Linked DNA regions of Homo sapiens: region 1 is linked to region 2. The links are chromatin contacts, found by Hi-C in ENCODE. All regions are on one chromosome and are shown on one strand. Each heading gives the region's core, a stretch centred on a gene start or an enhancer-like site at or near the end of the contact. The rest is flanking DNA. Distances are from core to core; before and after follow the strand shown.

Region 1 (5,541 bases), core at 1,148-3,647, 510 kb after region 2:
AATTAGCTGGGTGTGGTGGTGGGTGCCTGTAATCTCAGCTACTCGGGAGGCTGAGGCAGGAGAATCGCTTGAACCCAGGAGGCAGAGGTTGCAGTGAGCTGAGATGGCACCACTGCACTCCAGCATGGGCGACAGAGTGAGACTCCCTCTCAAAAATTAAAAAAAAAAAAAATGAAACAATAAAATTTTTACCCCAATTTATATGTATTATTATTTTCCAAGATAGTTACTAAGTTGTTAGGACATAAAGTCTTATTAAGTTGTTTGGACCCAACTACTTAATAAATGAAACGTTTCTGTTTGGTTTTTCTTTTTGCCTAGGGGTGCCATGAAGGTGCAGTGAATGGAGAAAGTTTATGAGCCTCTGCACTCAACATTTTGCCATTGGTAGAACCCAGGAGGTTAATGTTGGAGAAGGCCTTTTAGTGCAAAGAGCCCACCCTGGTTGTACATTCTAGGGAAACCTCTCTGTGTCTATCTCATCACATCAGCCTGTGATGTAATCAATCTCTCTCCGTCTCTGTCTGTGCTTTTCCCTCTTACTTTCTCTCTCTCTCTCTCTCTCTCTCTCTCACACACACACACACATACATATACCTATAGTTTCCTTTCCCTCACACAAACACTAATATCCCCTGACCCTAATCAGACAGTTGCCAAAACCCCATTTGTCTGAGTTCCCTTTATTTCAATTTTTTGCCCTTTTTCAACTGTTTCAGGAAGCAAACCAGTTCTGTTTTTCAACTTGAACCTAGTCAATGTTCAAGCTGAGCATCTACTTCTCAGGTTAGAAGTCACATCATCAGCTCAGACCTGTTTGATACCGTGAAAAGCAGACACACAAATGGACCCCCTCCCCAGACAGTACTTCAGACTCTGGCGCAACCAGCCTGAAGTACTCAGGTTTCTTTCTTTCTTTCTTTCTTTTTAAGATGGTGTCTCGCTGTGTGGCCCAGGATGGAGCGCAGTGGCCTGATCTCGGCTCACCGCAACCTCCACCTCCCGGTTTCAAGCAATTCTCCTGCCTCAGCCTTCCAAGTAGCTGGGATTACAGGTACCTGCCACCATGCCCAGCTAATTTTTGTATTTTTAGTAGAGACGGGGTTTCACCACGTTGGCCATGGCTGGTCTGGAGCTCCCGACCTCAAGTGATCCACCCGCCTTGGCCTCCCAAAGTGCTGAGATTACAAGCATGAGCCACTGTGCCCAGTCAGTGCTTAGATTTCTTAAGACCCAACCTTAAGAAAGACAATTAGAAGACAGAGTGGGCAACTGGGAGAGGCCTGGTAATATGGCAGAGGGAAGAGGGGGTGAAGGTGTGGGTGGCAGGAGGGTGGCTGGTTGGGGAAGTGGCCACTGGATCTTAGGCCACAGGCATACTTTTCCATCTCCAGCTTCCTCATTTACAGAAAACGAGACTGCAGTGGTGTGATGGAAATGTGTGGGACGGGGACAGGTGACTGGCTTTCATTACTAACCAGAGGACAGCTTAGACAAGTCACTCTGGCTGGGCCTCAGTTTCCTTATCTCTAACGGGACTGGATTGCCCAGTGCTCCTCAAACTGTGGCACCTGGGGCACATTCATAGCTTGTGTGTGAATCTGCCAGCCTTGAAATATCTGTCTTCCTTGGATGGCAAGTTTATTAAAAATTTTGGAAGGACTCACTCTTTTTATAAGAAAGCATTTATGTCATTGTTCAGAATGCAAAATGTATATGCATTTTAGTTACAATAACTAATATTTGATAACATTTAACGAGTAATTACTGTGTGCCAAGTGTGCAAAACTCTAGGTGAGCCTCACAATAACCTAATGGGGTATTATTATTCCCATTTTATAGATTAAAAATCTGGGGTAGAGGGAGTAGATAATCCACCTAAAGACCTGTTATTAAGTAGTGATAAAAGATCTCCACTCCCTCTCTCCCCCACAAAAAATATGGACTCATTACAAGTTGTTTTAGGATCTACCTCCAGACCCATGGAGTTTCTTTAGTAAAGCCTGAACGACACAGGCCAAAATAATCTCCAAAGGCCAGCTCTGACCCTTTTAAATCAATTTTAGCTAAATCCGTTCACAAAAGGCTTCGCACATCCAGTGTCCCTGAAAAATAAAGGAGGTTGGGCAGGCCCTGCGGGGGCTCGAGGAATTCGCTAAGTGAGTTTTCTGGCTTCTGGATACACTTTCAAAGGGCCAGAGGGCACGAGGCTTCCGCCTTGGCCGCCACCTCCCCGGCCAGCTGCGGTGTTCGCGGCCAGTGTTGCCGGGCACTTCCTGGTTCCCGCGCGCCCCGGGTGCAGCTCCCTGCACCCAGTGCTGGCGCTCCTCAGAAGGGAGGGGGCCAGAGGCGAGATGTCGCAACCGCCTCCCTCCCTCTTTCCCCGCCTTGGCACTCAGTCGCCTCCCAGATGAGCACTCTCTCAGACCGCTGCGGGCCGCCAGGCGCCGGGAATGTCCCCTGAATGCGCGCGGGCAGCGGGCGACGCGCCCTTGCGCAGCCTGGAGCAAGCCAACCGCACCCGCTTTCCCTTCTTCTCCGACGTCAAGGGCGACCACCGGCTGGTGCTGGCCGCGGTGGAGACAACCGTGCTGGTGCTCATCTTTGCAGTGTCGCTGCTGGGCAACGTGTGCGCCCTGGTGCTGGTGGCGCGCCGACGACGCCGCGGCGCGACTGCCTGCCTGGTACTCAACCTCTTCTGCGCGGACCTGCTCTTCATCAGCGCTATCCCTCTGGTGCTGGCCGTGCGCTGGACTGAGGCCTGGCTGCTGGGCCCCGTTGCCTGCCACCTGCTCTTCTACGTGATGACCCTGAGCGGCAGCGTCACCATCCTCACGCTGGCCGCGGTCAGCCTGGAGCGCATGGTGTGCATCGTGCACCTGCAGCGCGGCGTGCGGGGTCCTGGGCGGCGGGCGCGGGCAGTGCTGCTGGCGCTCATCTGGGGCTATTCGGCGGTCGCCGCTCTGCCTCTCTGCGTCTTCTTCCGAGTCGTCCCGCAACGGCTCCCCGGCGCCGACCAGGTGAGCGCCCCTCTGTGTGTGCCGGGCAGGTGTCCTGCGCAGGCTGGGAAGCGGGGCCCCGACGGAAGCTGGGATGAGGATGATCAAGAACAACAATAGCCATTTATTGCACTTAATCGTTGTGCCAAATCTTGTGCCCATGGCTGTGAAGTTTAATCTCTTAAATCTCACTACAACGCTGTGCACACGCCCTCCTAAATGATGTAAGTGGAGTCCCCCAAATTCTTGCAAAATGCAATGACTGTTGCGAGGTTAATTAACGAGTAGTTTAGGAGCGAGACGGAACTTTGGGGGTGCAGGGTGGCCAAACACTTTGTATTGAATCATGATTCCTCGCCAGGTGCTACAATACTGTTATTATCACACCCATTTCACAGATGAGAACCAGAGGCACACCGAAGTGTATAATAACTTGCCCAGAGTATTTTATCCGTAATTCGAGGAGGAGATGGGCTCCTTCCAGAAGTTTACCCGTAATTCAAGGAGGAGTTGGGCTCCTGTCCAGGGTTGGGTTATGGTCCTGCTTTGAAAGCGCGCGGACAGGCATGTGAGACCCGGGGACCCCAGATGCAATGCTGTCTTTAGGGGACTTGTGACAGAATTCCCTTCCGGGGTCTTCAGTTTTTTCAGCTGCAAAACGGAAGGATTACACTAGACCTTCGAGGTGTCCTGGGCGCCTGAAATGTGCAGATTACAGAGGCTGGACCGACGAGCTCTGTTTTACATAGCGGGTCAATAGTTGTCATTATTAGCTCATAGGGGTGGGAGTGACCATGATCGGAATAAGGTTCTGCGGATAGTGCAGGACATTGGCTCTGTTCCCCTCAAGTCCCGCGGTCCGGAATCCCGAGCTCGGGTCTTTTTCTCTTGCCGCTTTGCCCGGTGGTTGCAGGGTTCGTGCGCCGGGATCCACACGGAAGAGGGAATCTAGACGCGGAGTCACGGTGGAGGACAGTGGCCGCCGTCTGGCTGTCTTCCCAGTGTGTTTGGTTCTCCATGCCTCGCGGAGAGAGATAGAGAAAGGACTTAGGTCTGTGCGCTGGGGGCTCAGCCTCCAGGAGCTTCTGCCCGTGGCTGGGTTCTTGGCCTCCCCTTCCCTGCCGGGGTCACTGGTTTTCCGGCCTGGAACCCCCTACCCTTAAGCTCCCTCTCCACCTAGGAGTGAATATGGGGCGCCCTGAGTAATCGTGGCACAAACAGGAATCACGGTCCCAAAGAGGGACCTTCGAAGTGGTCAGAGAGGGGAGTAGGGAGGGAGAAATGACATGTCACCAGGGGAAGGCTTGGTTATGGAGATGCACACAGCCCACCAGGGACACCCCCTGACTGTGTGACCCTCCAGAGCCTGAGACAGAGAGGTGGAGCTTCTCTGGGGGTTTTCCCAGACCAGTCTCTCACACAGCCCTTTTATTGGGGGTAGGATGGATGGAGTCTGCCTCCTGTATCCTGTGCGAGATTTTTTTTTTTAAACATAAATCAAACTTAAACACTTGTTTCTAATGCTTGTGTGGAATACATTGTGGGGTGTTTGTTTGTTTATGAGCTTGAATGACTAATAGGCAGGAGCCCCATCAAGCCTGTGGCACTTGATCAAATAACATGCAAGCTTGTGGCCATGTCCACTCAAGTGGGGCCCAGAGAAGCCAGGATTAGCTGAGCTGGTGGGTGCCATTTATGGGCAGACCAAGGGCTCTGGCTTAGTGGACAGGCTTGTTCTTAGCCCACACACACCTGAGAATCAAGGTGGGCCACGCAGATGCCTCTAAAAGCAAGGATCAGGAGGGGGCTGGGCTTCTGCCATCAGTTTCTTTGATTTTTTTAAAAGTTATTCTCTCAGTGAGTCACAGTACTTCTATATTTCTCACAGAACTTGAGGTATTTCACCTCATTTTCTTTCTTACAGGAGAAAATGATGTTCAGGGAATGAAAGACCAGATAGAATGTATCTTGAAGGTATCTTAAGTTTTCAGATGTGTATTTTGTGCCTCTCCCTTTTTTCAGTGATTTCAAGTATAACCCTAATTAATTGGCAAATGACATTAAAAAATAAGACTCTTGTCACTTCCCAGCCAGAGCCCAGACTAAAATTGTGTGCTGACAGGGACACAGGTGACTGTTTGGGTGAGAAGGCCTTGGCATAGGCAGGGGCCTTCCATGTCTTGGCCACTTAGTACCGCACCACTGTTAGGGAATCTGGGTGTGGTTAGAGCCCTCTGTGGTGCTTCCAGAGTGGCCACAGTTGTGCTGTAAGGTGCTTCCGTGGAGGTCTGTGTTGTGATGGCTGGGCACACAGACCTCCTTTGTTTTAATGTTGAAACACTTCCTTGGTTTTAAGCAGCTTCGGAGAGGGATTTGGGCAAAGCCACTGGGAGAGAATGAGGCTGCAGTGTGCACTGGGGGCCAGGTGAGTTAGTTACCCACAGGAGCCCTACTCACTGAAATTAGTAGAGGTGAGGTGGGAAAGCTTGAAATTAAAAAAAAAAAAAAATCCCTGGGCATGCTGGCTCACACCTGTAATTCC
Region 2 (6,255 bases), core at 3,002-5,501:
AATTCTTCATACAGGTTAGTAGCACCAACCTTTATTAATTAAATCTGGGTACTGACTAATGCATAAAGATAAAATTTCTATACATCAGTACAAGGGTTAATATATATTATATTAACATTGTTTTCATTATTTTACAATTATTTGAAAACATGAAGTATTTTACTAGAAAACAACCCCTGGCATTTTTAGTAATTTCAAAGTAAAAAGATCTATTTTGATTGTAAAGTACAGTTAATGAAGTTTTAAAAATGAATTTCCGTATTCTGTTCCATCTAAGAAGCAAGCCATATTAAAATGGACCAAGGATAGCATATAATTTAAGTATTAACTGGGTAAATAATCAAAAGTTGATTTAACATTTCCCCCATCTTTCGCAGCTCCTTGACCTGTTTATGGTTTGGGATTGGTCTACTTACCTAGCTGATTATGGGCAGCCAGCTTCTAAGTACCTTCGGGTGAATCCAAACACAGCCCTTACTCTTTTGGAGAAGTGAGTATATTCTGAAACTTTTTTGTATAACATTTTAGCACCTTTTGATTCAGTGATAAACTGAAGAACTAGAGATTTCTGTCAAAAAAGAAAAGTCTAGATGGAGCTTAAAAGCTCACTCTAGTTTAATGACCAAAAAATAAGCTTTTCTTTCTTGCCCTTCAGAGTTGGTGTAGTTTCATAAGCAACTGCTGTTTATATTGATGTGAACAAAACATCTTTCCTTTTGTATCCTGAATTGCAAGCTTAATTGACCTTAGAAATATGTTTACTGGGGATGTGACAATTGGAGCTTTCTTTAAAAAAAAAAGTCTATAACTCAGGAAAGAAGGTATTTTGTCAAATGTGACCAGGAATTGGAATGTTTGCCACCAGTGTTACCTAAATCTTAGCATTATGGACTTGGATTCTTTGCAGGTAGAGAAATATGTGATTTGAAAAAAAAAATACAGTAAAAACTGAGGTAATAGGATTTACTGATGCATCTTGTCCAACTAAACATAAATTTAGGTGTTAACTTTTCCCTCTCATTATGTGACAGACTTTTTCTTTACTCAATCATATTTCATTTAAAATGTCACTATTGGGAGACTCTCTGAATCTGCTGTGATTCTGGGGGCTGCTGGATAAGAAAAATAAAAAAGTATCACTATTAAAATTTTCAATTTTAAATTAAAATTGTTATTATTTTCCTATATTTCAAAATATTTGTGGTGTATTTGATTTGAAAGGACAAGAGGAAGTGTTTAAAATAAATGTAAATTTATTTTACAATGCCATGAAATGCAACTGAGGCAAAAACATCGCTATTTTACATTTTCTAATGTTATTTTCCTTTCACCTTATCTTGCTATGAATATGATTAGCAGAGTCTATACAGGGTATGTATTTTAGCATACTTTGTGGAATAATATTAGAAAATAGTATGATAGTAGTAAACCTAGCATATTTTAGATGTACATACTAATGCAAAAATACCACTTAACATAGAATGTAAAATAAAGCTTCTAATTTTTTGCATGGTTACTATATCTGTATGTTTATTTAGTATCTACTTTCTTTGAACTATATTTTTCAAGCATAGGATTAGTGTGGGATAATTCAGAGCATGCCAAGATATTTTACTTGTGACAGCTTAGCTTTTAATTTTCTTTTACCAAGCTTCTTCATTCACATATGTTTCTAGGATGAAGGATACTAGCAAAAAGAACAATATATTTGCTCAGTTCAGGAAGAATGATCGAGACAAACAGAAGTTGATAGAGACAGTCGTGAAACAGCTGAGAAGTTTGGTGAATGGTATGTCCCAGCACATGTAGACCTCACATGGCTTGCACTCAGTGACACCAAATCCATGATTCAATGTTGATCTTGAGCAAGTATTGGTCATGATACAGTAATTTGTTTACAGAATCCAAAAATACAATAGAGAAGATACATGAGGGCTTAAACAAGAAATAGTAATAAATATCATTTGTATGGATTTTTAAATAATCGAATACTATTTTATATATGGAAAAAAATGACCATTTTTTCACTTTTAGGGGAAAATGCAAAAGTGTAATACATAAATTGTCACAAATTATACATGAAATTGATTACAAATACATTTGAAAAACATATGCCTCTACTCATAAGTATTTTTTTCTATTTAGACTTGAATGATAATCTGTTTTTTGATCAGTATATGGCTTTGGAATTCAATCATGTCTGATATGGTAGTATTTCACTACCATTTTCTGACTTTTAGCTTTTATTTTCACCTCAATGTGATTTAAGCAGACCAAAATTTCTAATTCTGCTAATTCTGAAGGGGAAATAGACAAATCTTAAAAGCTGCCTGAAATCAAACTTGATTTAACTCAGTAAGAATGTGAATTATTTGTTCTACTTGGGTGGTTTAATTTAATCGTTCTGAATATGAACAAAAGGTTTTGGATTTTCTAAAGATGCAGTGTTGTTTCTGTTCATCAGGGTTAATATTTCTAACTATATTGCTTGTAGGTGACCCCATTCTGGATTTGTTTGGTTTGGTTTGGTTCCAGTTAAAAGAGAGGACAGGAACTAAATGGGGCTAACCACTTCAGGTGCAGCTTGTGCGAGGGTAGATGGTTCCTGCACACAGAAGTTACCACAGGGGTCAGGTTACTTTCTTCAAATAGCAGATTTCAGTACTTTATCCTCATTGTGGAAACAAGCCAAACCAAATGAACTCTGGAAAACCTAAAACAAATGTACATTTTCCTTTGTGTATGTTTCCGTGGTCCAAATGGCAATATAAATCCAGTCTTTATTCTCCCTTTGTTGTATTTATGCTGAATCTTCCCTTTGCCTTTTCAGGATTTAGGCCTGTAAGAAACTATGCCTGATTCTGTAAAATAAGTGTAAAGAATTATATGTACATCTCTGGATTTTGTGATGAAATATTAAAAATATTGAGCAAGTTGTTGAAAATGCATTACTATTTTGTCTATTCAGAGCTTACTGATTTAAAACAAGTGCTTCCTGGAGAAAAGGCATATTATTTCCTAGTTACTGGAATGGGAGTGGCACCAAAACAGTATATATACATACACACACACACACACACACATATATATACATATGCGCACTTGTTCTCTCGATCATCTCTTAATCCAAAGTATTTAATGTTTTTAAAAATATTACATGAAAAGCATGGTAGTTCTTCAGGCACGGTGAAATCTGGAGGAGAGGAGCGGTGAACAGCTAGCTCTCTTTGAAGACTGGAATGGGGCTGCCCTTCGCGCCTTACCCAGCCTTCCAGCGTACTTGGGGTGTCTTCCCTGCTTTGGCTGAGACGTCCCGGGATTCAGAGAGATACTGCCTTTGCACTGCCTGGAGGAGACCACTGTGGGACCTCTTTACTCTTACCAATAATATAAACACCCTGCACCCCTCCACACACACCCCAGGTTGCACTGTAGGGACAAGAACGAGTGAGTCCTGAGGCATTTGGAACCCTTGAATGGGACGCACAAAGCCCAAAACGCAACAATGTAGATTGACAAGAGTCGTCGGGCAAACTCGGGGGAGGGAGGGAAGGATGTGCAGGGAAGGATGAATTCGGTCCTTGAGACCGGAAAGGTGCTCGTGGGTATCCGCTTCTGGAGGCTTAGGACGTCTTTATGAAGCCTAGGGCAGTAGTGGAACTGCCATCTTTGGAAGGATACCTGACGTGGTAGATCAGAGAGCCGGGAGAGGTGGGGAGCTGTCGGAGAATCTCGGCTGCGCTATCCCTCCTGGGCTTTTGCGATGCCAACGCAGGCGTCGACGACTGCAGTTTCCCTGAAATAGTCGGAGCAAAGGAGAGAAAAGCCCAGTTCTTTCACCTTGGAGTGGCGAGAGAAAGGCACCTAGAAGCTCGAGGGCGGGGACGGCAGAGGGAGCCAGCGGCCGGGGGTGGGCCAGGAGCACTGCGGGGCGCAAGCCCGGGTCAGTTCTGCGCGTTGGGTTCGCCCACTTTCTGAGCGCCTGCGAAGAGCGGGGAAGCTCTGGCGCGAACCCGCAGGCCCCGCCCGAGGACGCTCGCGGGGCGAGCCCCCAGCCCAGCTCGAGCCGCCCCGGCGCCTGCCACTCCCTACTCAGAGCCCCTCCGTGAGCGCGCCGCTGCCCACCGCCTCCAATCACCACTCTGCGTGGAGCGCTTTAAATATGCAAAGACACGTCACGTTGTGTGAACCGGGATCGGTCCGTAGGGGGGGAGCCAATATCTATATAAACGTGTCCAGCGTGGGCCAAGAAGGGTTAAACGACTGGAGGAGGGACAGGTGGGGCGGGGGTCTGCAGACCAGGTTGGCAACACTGGTGAGTTGCTCTTCTTTCGCCCTCCTTCCCTTCTTCTATCCAAAGGGTGCTGAGCCCGGGAGGAGGTGGGAGGTGCCCCGCGGAGCCGGGAGTGAGCGTTCCCGAGGCAGCAGGCACCTTCGAGAGGGACTGGCATTTGGGCCCAGGAGCCAGGAAAAAGTCCTGAGCGTGCCGGCCTCGAGGAAGGCACGTTCCCTAAGGGCGCACGGTCACTGCAGTCTTTCACCGTCCGTCTGTTTTTAGAACAGAGTTCTGGCCTGAGCTTATAAATCTCGGGCTTTGCCCCCAAACCCCAGGCCTTTTGCGGACGGAACAGGTGAGCACTGCGCACTGCTCGCGCCCCGGTTCTTGCGTCCCCTGCTCTCCCTGCGCTCTGAGCGGCCTGGCCCCCGCGGGCTCATCATGTTCCCTTGGGGGCTGAGCTGCCTGTCAGTGCTGGGGGCGGCGGGCACTGCTCTCCTGTGCGCGGGCCTGCTGCTCAGCCTGGCCCAGCACCTCTGGACCCTCCGCTGGATGCTGAGCCGGGACCGGGCCTCCACCCTGCCTCTGCCCAAGGGCTCCATGGGGTGGCCCTTCTTCGGCGAAACGCTGCACTGGTTAGTTCAGGTGAGCAGTCCTTCGACCCCGAGCGCTAATACGGTCCCTTCTTCCCCCGGCTCCCACTGGACCCTCCTCAGTCTCAATGCCCATGGGATTTGTAGCCAGTCCCTGCCCATCGCCCACGACCCCGGGAAGCGCGCACAACTCTCGCCTTTACCTAGATACTCCGTTCCCTCGAAGGGACCTCAAGTCACTGGAATTCCCCCCAGAGCAACTCCCAGACACAACGCAGGGGGTAAACATAAGGGGTTTTAGGAAGGGGTCTGAGGAGCACGTCCTGCAAGGGTAGAAAAGGAGCCTGGAGCTTGGCCCAGCTGTGAGCCCTTGGGCCCTCACTTCTTCACTCTGAGTCTGTTTCCTCATCTCACCAATAGGAACAGGAGCATGTACATTCCCGTAGAGTAGATACCAGGCCCACTGGGGATCTTGTTTTGTAAACGCGCCAGCCAGGGACAGGAAGTTGTGATCAAAAGGCAGCTGGAAGGTCTGGGTCAGATCCCAGCCCAGGCCCAGAAGTTCCAGCTCTCCACCCTCCGCCTCGCCCGCAGGGCTCGCGCTTCCACAGTTCTCGCCGAGAGCGCTATGGGACAGTGTTCAAGACGCACCTGCTGGGCAGGCCAGTGATCCGCGTGAGCGGCGCGGAGAACGTGCGCACCATCCTGCTGGGCGAGCACCGCCTGGTGCGCAGCCAGTGGCCGCAGAGTGCGCACATCCTGCTGGGCTCGCACACACTGCTAGGTGCGGTCGGCGAGCCGCACCGGCGGCGGCGCAAGGTGAGTGGAAACGGGAATGGACCGTAGATACGTCGGATCCGCGGTCCCCGGCATCTGCCATGGGCCAGGCCGGGGCCCCGGTGTTGGATACACTGTGAACCCGACCAAGGTCCCTGGTAACTAGCGGGTGGCCTTGGGCGGGTCCGTTACCTTCAGCTTCGGTTTATAAAGTTAGGACTGCGCTAAAAGATTCTTTCATCTCCCATCTTCCGTGGCTGTGATAGCAGAAGCGCTGGAGACTCAGACCTAGAAAGGGGCCAGGGAAGACTTCTTAGAGGAGATGGCAGCTGGAGCCTGGATGGTTGGGAGGGACTGTGTGCATCAGAGCAGAACTGGGGGAAATGGCGAAAGCAAAAGCCAGGAAGTTTAGGTCTGGGCCGCTTGGAAGAGGGAGAAAGGACCGGAACTGGCCTTCTGGCTACTCCGGAATCGCCAAGCAGATGAGGCCAGACCGCCGCCAGCGCTGATCACGCGCGCTCCCACAGGTCCTGGCGCGCGTGTTCAGCCGCGCCGCGCTGGAGCGCTACGTGCCGCGCCTGCAGGGGGCGCTGCGGCATGAGGTGCGCT

The links. A loop is a pair of places that touch in the nucleus more often than their neighbours do. Pooled maps may share reads with other maps.
Region 1: a loop to region 2 is called in a map with no recorded cell type, with 4 times the contacts of the local background. The contact joins the promoter of FFAR4 here to the promoter of CYP26C1 in region 2. A Hi-C loop is called at or near these places in 1 of 37 single-sample maps with no recorded cell type and 6 of 50 pooled maps.

The regions. Positions count from the first base shown.
Region 1 is chr10:93,564,268-93,569,808 of GRCh38, forward strand. FFAR4 (free fatty acid receptor 4) reads left to right here and starts at 2,398. Exons shown (of 3, transcript NM_001195755.2): 1 at 2,398-3,020. The coding sequence starts at 2,454. RefSeq lists an enhancer at 1,800-2,638.
Region 2 is chr10:93,056,547-93,062,801 of GRCh38, forward strand. It overlaps CYP26C1 (cytochrome P450 family 26 subfamily C member 1), which reads left to right and starts at 4,252. Exons shown (of 6, transcript NM_183374.3): 1 at 4,252-4,921; 2 at 5,464-5,688; 3 at 6,174-6,255. The coding sequence starts at 4,718. It overlaps EXOC6 (exocyst complex component 6), which reads left to right. Exons shown (of 22, transcript NM_019053.6): 21 at 378-490; 22 at 1,677-2,944. The coding sequence ends at 1,809. RefSeq lists enhancers at 4,270-5,179, 6,133-6,252.